Linked DNA regions of Homo sapiens: region 1 is linked to region 2. A link is an interaction called in ENCODE POLR2A ChIA-PET data of the cell type or tissue named here. Cell type or tissue: CD4-positive, alpha-beta T cell. All regions are shown on one strand.

Region 1 (4,000 bases), 380 kb before region 2:
ACTAAATAAAAACATATATAGTATATTATATATTATATATAAGATTTATATATAATATATAATTACATTTTTATATAATATATCTTTATGTAACATAATATATAATATATAATAAAATATATAATTGTTATACTATATATTATATAATTATATCATATATTATATAATTATGTAATATATAATATAATATAATATTAAAATATAATATTAATATATAATATATAATATATTATATAATACATAATATAATATTAATATATAATATAATATATAATACATCATATGATATTAATATATCATATATAATATAATATTATATAATACATATATCATATAATATTATATAATACATATATAATATTAACATATATAATATATAATATATATAATTATATATTTTATATATAACATATAATAATATATATTATACGTTATATATAAAATATATATAAAATATAAAATTATAATATAATTATATATAATATAATATATTTTATATATAAAATATATTATATTATAATTTTATATTTTATATATAGTATACATATTATATATCGTAAAATATATATTATATATAATATATTATATATGTGTTATATATTATATATAATATATAATTATACATTATATATAATATAAATATATAATATATAATTATATATTATATATTTTATATAAGATATAATATATTCTTTATATATTATATATCAAATTTATACATACATATCAAAATTATACATAACTATGTTATGTTTAAACCTCCACTTCTTTTCCTGTAAACTTCAGTTTTATTTTAATGTGTTTTATAAAGACTTTATAAATGAAAAGAATCATTTTTAGCAATAACATGTCTAGGTGCAAGTCGTTGTTATTCCATCCATTTTGTATTTTCAATTTGAAATTCACTTCTCCCTTTAGCTCTGGGAAATGTCTTTGGTTGTTTCTTTGACAATTGTCTCCTCTGAATTCATTTGGCATCTTTCATTTTGCACTTCTGTTGGTTGGGTGTTGGACTTCCTGGTTTGATGCTCCTGTTATCTCTTATTTTTATTGCTCATAGTTTTTAATCCCTTCAACTTTTTGCTTTTATGCTCTGAGAGGTTTTCTAGATCTCTGCTCCCCAACTCTTCTATTAAAATATTTATTTCAGCAATCATATTTTTAATTTCCAAAACTAATGTCTTATGTACACTAGTCATTTCTTTGATTGTTTCCTATTCTTGATCTATGGATTAAATAGCTCTTTAAATCCCAGTGTGCCTACTAATTAGATTTTGTTCTTAAAAACAAATCACGGCCGGGCACGGTGGCTCACGCCTGTAATCCCAGCACTTTGGGAGGCCGAGGCGGGCGGATCACGAGGTCAGGAGATCGAGACCATCCCGGCTAAAACGGTGAAACCCCGTCTCTACTAAAAATACAAAAAATTAGCCGGGCGTAGTGGCGGGCGCCTGTAGTCCCAGCTACTTGGGAGGCTGAGGCAGGAGAATGGCGTGAACCCGGGAGGCGGAGCTTGCAGTGAGCCGAGATCCCGCCACTGCACTCCAGCCTGGGCGACAGAGCGAGACTCCGTCTCAAAAAAAAACAAACAAACAAACAAAAAAAAAACAAATCACTGAACTTGAATGATGCTCCTATTCAGTTTCTCTTGGGCTTCCTCTTTCAAACTGCTATTTTTCCTGAACTGTCGGGATGCCTTTGAGTGTTTATAGGTATTTAAGAATGGGAAATGGGAAGGCTAATGAAGAACTCTCTGGGTTTGGCCTGTTGAACTGGCAGGCATCTTTTTAAGGTGAGCAGATGAGGAGCTAATCACCATGTTGATGGCCTCCCTAAAGCCAGAATGAGGACTGCATTACTTCTAGGTGCTAACATCTATGGGAGCTGCCTTAATTCACCTTAGGTATTGTCTTAGAATGTTTTTGCTGCTGTAACAGAATGCCACAGAAGTTTATTTGGCTCTTGAATCTGGAGGCAGAGAAGTTCAAGATGGAGGGGCCACGTCTGATGAAGTTCTTCTCGTTGCATCTTAATGGGGCTGGAGGAATCTCATGGCAAGGAGGCATCCAGAGGAGACAGAAGACGAAATAGGGCTGAACTCATCCTTTTATTGGGAGTCCACTTCCATGATAACTAACCACTCCCGCAGTAACCGTTTAACTCCATTCATGAGGGTGAAGACCTCATAACCGAATCACCTCTTAATATCGATGCATTGGGGATTAAGCTTTCAACACATGAACTTCGAGGGCCACATTCAAACCACAGCAGTATCCTGTGGTTATTCTCTTTTTTTTTTCTTTTTTTCTTTTTTTTCTTTTTTTTTTTTTTTTTTTTTAGAAAAATGCCCTTGTGTTTTGGCTGGGAATAAATGCCTGTTGGCCTGAGCTTTGTGCAAGAGTGGAGGTGTTTACTATTTCGTTGACAGTCCTCTCACTCTCCCTGGTTTTTGGCCCTGCTCCTTGTTTCCATTCTTGAGTGCATTGACTCTGTGTCCAGGGGTTACATGGTTCTGCTGCTTTCAAATTCCTGCAGCTTTTTCAAGGCTGCTCTTTCTTCTGTTCTGCTGCAAGCCACTAATGCTTCTCCATTTACTTCCTGTCTTCTGAAAATTCATTAAAACTTCTTGTATGTTGGTGAGTATCCTCCCATTCTCTTGGCTGCTACATGCTTATGTCTTTATTGATTTTTAATCATCTTAGGACTCAAGAGATACAGAGTCTAACGTGGGGACTTTGTCTGTAATCTTAAAGCTGAGTCCCCTAATATGCTTAAGAGGAATCCCTTAAATTTCATACATATATGATTTAAGCCCAGATTTGTTTGTTTGGTTGTTTTTAAACACATTTTATTGTTTATATTTGAGGTTTACAATGTGACGGTATGGAATACATTTAGATAGTAAAATGTTCACTTACAGTGAAGCAAATTAATGTATTTATCATCTCACATAGTTACTCGTATGTGTGTACATCTGTGACAAGAGCAGCTAAAATCTACTTATTTAACAAAATTCCCAAATACATACAATTTTATTAACCATAATCTTCATGCTGTATATTAGATCTCTAGAATTGTTCATCCTACAAATCTGCTACTTTGGATTCTTTAACATATATCTCCCCATTTTAAGTCAAGCTTTGAGAAATAAGTAGAATGTGTATAGAAACAGAGGATTGTAGAAGACAGACCAAATAGAGGACATGTTTGAGCCGTGGTGTGGAGATAGGTTTGACCATGCTAGGTTTGAAAGACTAATGAGGACACCAACCTAGTAGGAGCCCAAAGTTCCAGGAGGAGAGTCACAGGAAATAGGGCTGGCAAAGGAATCTGGATCTAGAGCTTTTCGTTCTAGATGGGAAAATTTGGCCAATAGATTTTGAGCAAAGCAAAAAAGCAATGAAATCAAGATTTTAGAAAGATTAATTTGGCAGGACATGAAAAATGCTTTGAGAGTAGGTAGACTGGAGGCAGAGAGCCAGCTAGGAAAAAATTGTGATCATCCATTTGTGAAATGAGGGATGGTGGCAGCAGAAATAGAAAAGTAGGAAGCGATGTAGGCAAATCAGAAATGACTATGTATGGTACTCAGTGACTGATTGGATATGGAGGACAAGATGATGCTAAGTTTTCAGGACTAGATAACTATAAAGAATTATTGACATTGATGTACTTAGAAAATTCACAGGCACCCATCTGACTTCCACCTCCTCTCTCTTCAAGATTAGTTTACCCATAGTAGAAATCTTGTTTTCCAGCCTACATTTCATAGGTAGTGGTAGCAGAGACGCCTGGTGGTAGTGATGATGGTGGAGATAGTAGTGATGATGGAGGTAGTGATAATGGAGGTGGTGGTAGATATGGCAGTAGTGATGGCAAAGGTGGTGTTAACAGTAGTGATGTGAATGTTCAAGGTGGTGGTAGTGGTGGTAGTAATGGTGAGAGTGGTGATAATTATGAGGAATGTGAGGTGAAATAGTGGAGGTGATTGTGGTGGTGA
Region 2 (4,000 bases):
AGAAAATGACTGCTTTGGTTTAACAGTATGAACAGCAAAGACAGAGGAAATCTGCCCAGAACTGAGGGACACAATCAGAGGTATTTTGACCCCAAGACTGAAAAATGGAGAGCCAAGCCATGCAAGCCCCAAAAAGGTTTGCCTTCAAAACTGAATTCAGAGTGAGTCAGGTCCATCTTAGTGACTGCTTGTTCATGAGAACAGATATAGTAAGAGAATGAGAAAGGTACCTAAGTGGACTTGGATATTCATATTTTTAAAATTTTTCTCTAGGATGATCCATCTATTATCAACCGTTTTGGTATTTACATCTATAATAACTAAGTCTAAACTCAGATTAAAGTCTGAAACTCAAGTAAAAGTGGTCTTCTTGCCAAGTATCTTCACCACCAAACAGCAATTACCTAAATTTTAGAATTATTTCACAGTGCAGCCCAATTTCAGGATCTGAAAAACTAGTCATGAAGTGATGTCAAATGTCATATTACAACTCACAATTATCTATATATTCTGTAATATAAACTAGTGCACTTCCCATTTCCTAAACCAAGTCTTAAACCAATTATCAATATCATTCAAAGTTAACTCCAAAACAGCTCAACTCCACATCCGAGGTTTTTAATTATGACTTTGTGAACATTTTCACAAATATGGCAACTGCCTAAATTCCTAACCAGAAAACACCTTTCCCTTCACAGATCATTAAGGATCTATAATCTTTTTACCTAATACTGTATTACTAAGTAATATACTAATATAAAACAAAGTCATCAGTGCAAACATTAACTCCAAAAGAATAGTTAAGGCCGGGAGTGGTGGCTCATGCCTGTAATCCCAACACTTCGGGAGGCCGAGGTGGGTGGATTACCTGAGGTCAGGACTTTGATACCAGCCTGACCAACATGGTAAAACCCCATCTCTACTAAAAATACAAAATTAGCCGGGCGTGGTGTCACATGCCTGTAATCCCAGCGACTTGGGAGGCTGAGGCAGGAGAATTGCTTGAAGGCGGGAGGCAGAGGTTGCAGTGAGCCGAGATAGCGCCATTGCACTCCAGCCTGGGAAACAAAAGCGAAACTCCGTCTCAAAAAAAAAAAAGAACGGTATAAAAAAGGAAGCTATCAGAGTCTGATTCTTGTCTGCTTAAAACTGTAATCAACTCTTTAAGAAAACTTAAATGTCCCCGTGAATCTTTTCTTGAAACAGCTACACATTCCCCTAACCCCTACTCCAGAGATGATCATTCCCTTCCTGTGTTCCTATGCAACACACAGAACATCCCTCCTGTATAATACTAGTCACATACTATTACGCTTATTTACTTACATGTCACTGGATCTGAGCTTCACAAAAGCAAAGGACTCTTACCATCATCTTCACACTTAGCATAAATATTCAAATGCTAGGCCAATAAAATCCTAGTTATATAAATAAATGAAGACCCAAAAAAATGTGCTTTGAGGGGGAGGGGTACATTTGTTCTAAGTTTGCTAGGGGAGGGAGAAGTGAATTTAATATACCCATATGGAGACTGTGATTAGTCAAATCAATATCTGACCATGAAGCTAGGATCCCAAGATTTTACAACTTCATAGAGTTCAGCCAGAATTCCATTAACAGCATATAGACATATGACCTATCTTTGTAGGATCCTAAAAGGACAATCTCAAATTTCCATTCTTTCCCCTCTAGCAGCACCAATTTATTTTCCTAGAAGCCACTGCCCACAGGAACAAAGTCCCTCCACCTACTCCTGACCCATCAGATCCAATTAGAGCAATGTTGATGAGAGCCATCAACTTTTTACTTACTGGGGCACTCCTGTTCCTACAAAGCACTGGAGCCCTACTCTGCTAAGTCCACACACTGATAATGAAAGTAGGCATATGTGCAAGGAAGATGCACAAGAAATTATCTCTGTTAAACATAACAGCACTTGAAAACTAAAACACAGAATCAATGTTTAGTCATTGCAGGCGGTCAGAAAAACCTAAACTTCCTTTATAATATTACTTAATAGCAAACTGTGCTGAATTCTAAATAATGACCTTACAAAGTAAACTTTTAGGACTCCAACTCCTATGCTGAGGACTACCTATGGCTTTGCGATACCATTAAACTGCTGCTCAACAACTGTGATGCTTCAAATCAATTCTCACGTGATAAGAATGTAAACTTACTAAATCTAGTAACTATACAAAGTTTTCAGTGAAATTCTATGACGATAAACACACATACCCCCACCGCTCCAGAGCTCCACCCACTCAACCTAGAAATGAAAGTCAGACATTACAATTCACTTAAAGAAAACTTGTCAAAGGAGAAAAAAAGGTTTGCCATGTTAATCATTAATAGGCTGCATAGTATTTGGTTTAGCCTCCAAAAGTGTCTCCAGTGTGGCTACAGGAGGCAGGCAGTTTGGGAAGGAGTTCTGTAACAGATCTCATCCTCAGACAGCTAACTAATGCACAGCGGCACTGACATCCTCCACTAGTGATCAGTGCTGCACAGGCAGACCTCCTGCCAAAAGCAGGCCTCTTCATGGGTAGATAAGGCAGACAGGCTTCCCACTCCCGTCTCAGGTACTTTTTTTTAAAAAAGCTTTAGAAAAAAGTCTATAAACTGCAGACTAGGTCCCTTTTGGTTTAATAGTACAATGTAAAGATCTCGCCTACGTACATACCAGAGCATATATTTGCTATGAACAGTATTATGGAAGTCTATGACTTTCAATTGACTATCCTAAAAACCTATTTTCCACTTCAAAAATGTGTGAAACTAATCATATGCAACAGGAAATCTTTTGTAATCAAGGTATTTTCAAACAGATTCTTACTCCCTGTGTAAATCTTAACTTTCAAACAAAAGATGTGAATAAACAGGGGCTCTAACTAGTTTAAGTACTTAAATTCCTCAGGGTTTTTTTTCCCTCCTACTAAAAATATTTGTATCACAAAGTACTGATAAACACAGCTAATGCCGATTAAGAGTTGTTTTTCTAAACCTCCTGTTTTTGCAATAACCGTCCTATTTCTGTGGTTCTTCTGCAAGTCTAAAAGCCTAACTAAACTTAATACTACAACACTGAAATGCTCATAATTCATTAATATCGTAATATAGATCAAGTGTCTTCCTTAACTTAGGTGCATAAAACAAGTGTTAAGTGTAGAAAGCATAGTTGCCTTCCAACAGATCCATGCTTAAATGTACCTGATGCCAAAAGTTATTTCCCACCCTAAAATCCGACCCTCTTTATTAAACAAAAGTTTTAGTAATTAAACACTACTTATTCAAGAATAAAAAATGTATACAGTGGAGAATGCGAAAGCCTCACTTTCATATACAGTACTCTACATGACGGTATACTTCTTTTCTAAACTATTCCAAGACTCCTTGATTACCAACCACGGCCTTTCAAATCTGACTTTGGGGACAGATGGAGCTGTACTGTCTATATTTTATTTATTATCTCTGCAATATCCAGTTATGATTCAGAATGGAACACAGAATGGAAAAGCCATATGAGAGGGATGCACCAAATGGTGGTGGGGTGGAGGGCAGTTCTCTTTTAAACTAATGTCCATGTATCCTCTACAGGAGAAAAATGTTGAAAGGGGTTGTGGTGAAAACGAATCTACAACTTATAATTCTTTGGTCCTTGAAACATATATAGTAACCTTGAAAGTATAATTTTTATAGGGGACACATACTTATTTCTAAGAAAAAAAAATCTTCAATTTCTGTTTAAGTTTCTGGGCCAAGTGTTGAAAGTAAAATGGAATTTTAGTGTAATAAGCAATAAAAGCTCTGATACGGGTTGTAGTGCTTTATCTTTTTTTTTTTTAAGAAAGGATATATCTCTCACTCGCATATTAGGTTGATGACTTTAAGTCCAAAGAAAGTAGTCCCTTTTCCATGCCTGCCAATTCTTTGAGACAGAGTCTCACTGTGCCACTCAGGCTGGAGGGCAGTGGTGCGATCTTGGCTCACTGCAACCTCC

The links. ChIA-PET counts read pairs that join two places held together with the same protein. Peaks named below come from ENCODE experiments on the same cell type or tissue, not always from the same donor. Only the 100,000 strongest peaks of a DNase experiment are listed, where the experiment ranks them.
Region 1: POLR2A ChIA-PET joins it to region 2 with 6 read pairs; 2 of 35 experiments call an interaction of 5 or more read pairs at or near these places.

Annotation. Positions count from the first base shown.
Region 1 is chr7:35,311,305-35,315,304 of GRCh38, forward strand. It overlaps LOC401324 (a long non-coding RNA gene), which reads left to right and starts at 2,551. Exons shown (of 3, transcript NR_038864.1): 1 at 2,551-2,636. In CD4-positive, alpha-beta T cell, no CTCF peak of the experiment used is centred here; no DNase peak of the experiment used is centred here.
Region 2 is chr7:35,689,724-35,693,723 of GRCh38, forward strand. All of the region lies in intron 2 of HERPUD2 (HERPUD family member 2), which reads right to left. Among named protein-coding and RNA genes, the nearest start is that of HERPUD2, 3.4 kb to the right of the region's middle. In CD4-positive, alpha-beta T cell, no CTCF peak of the experiment used is centred here; DNase peaks (open chromatin) are centred at 1,118, 2,258 and 2,488; H3K4me3 peaks cover 3,856 bases; H3K27ac peaks cover 3,258 bases.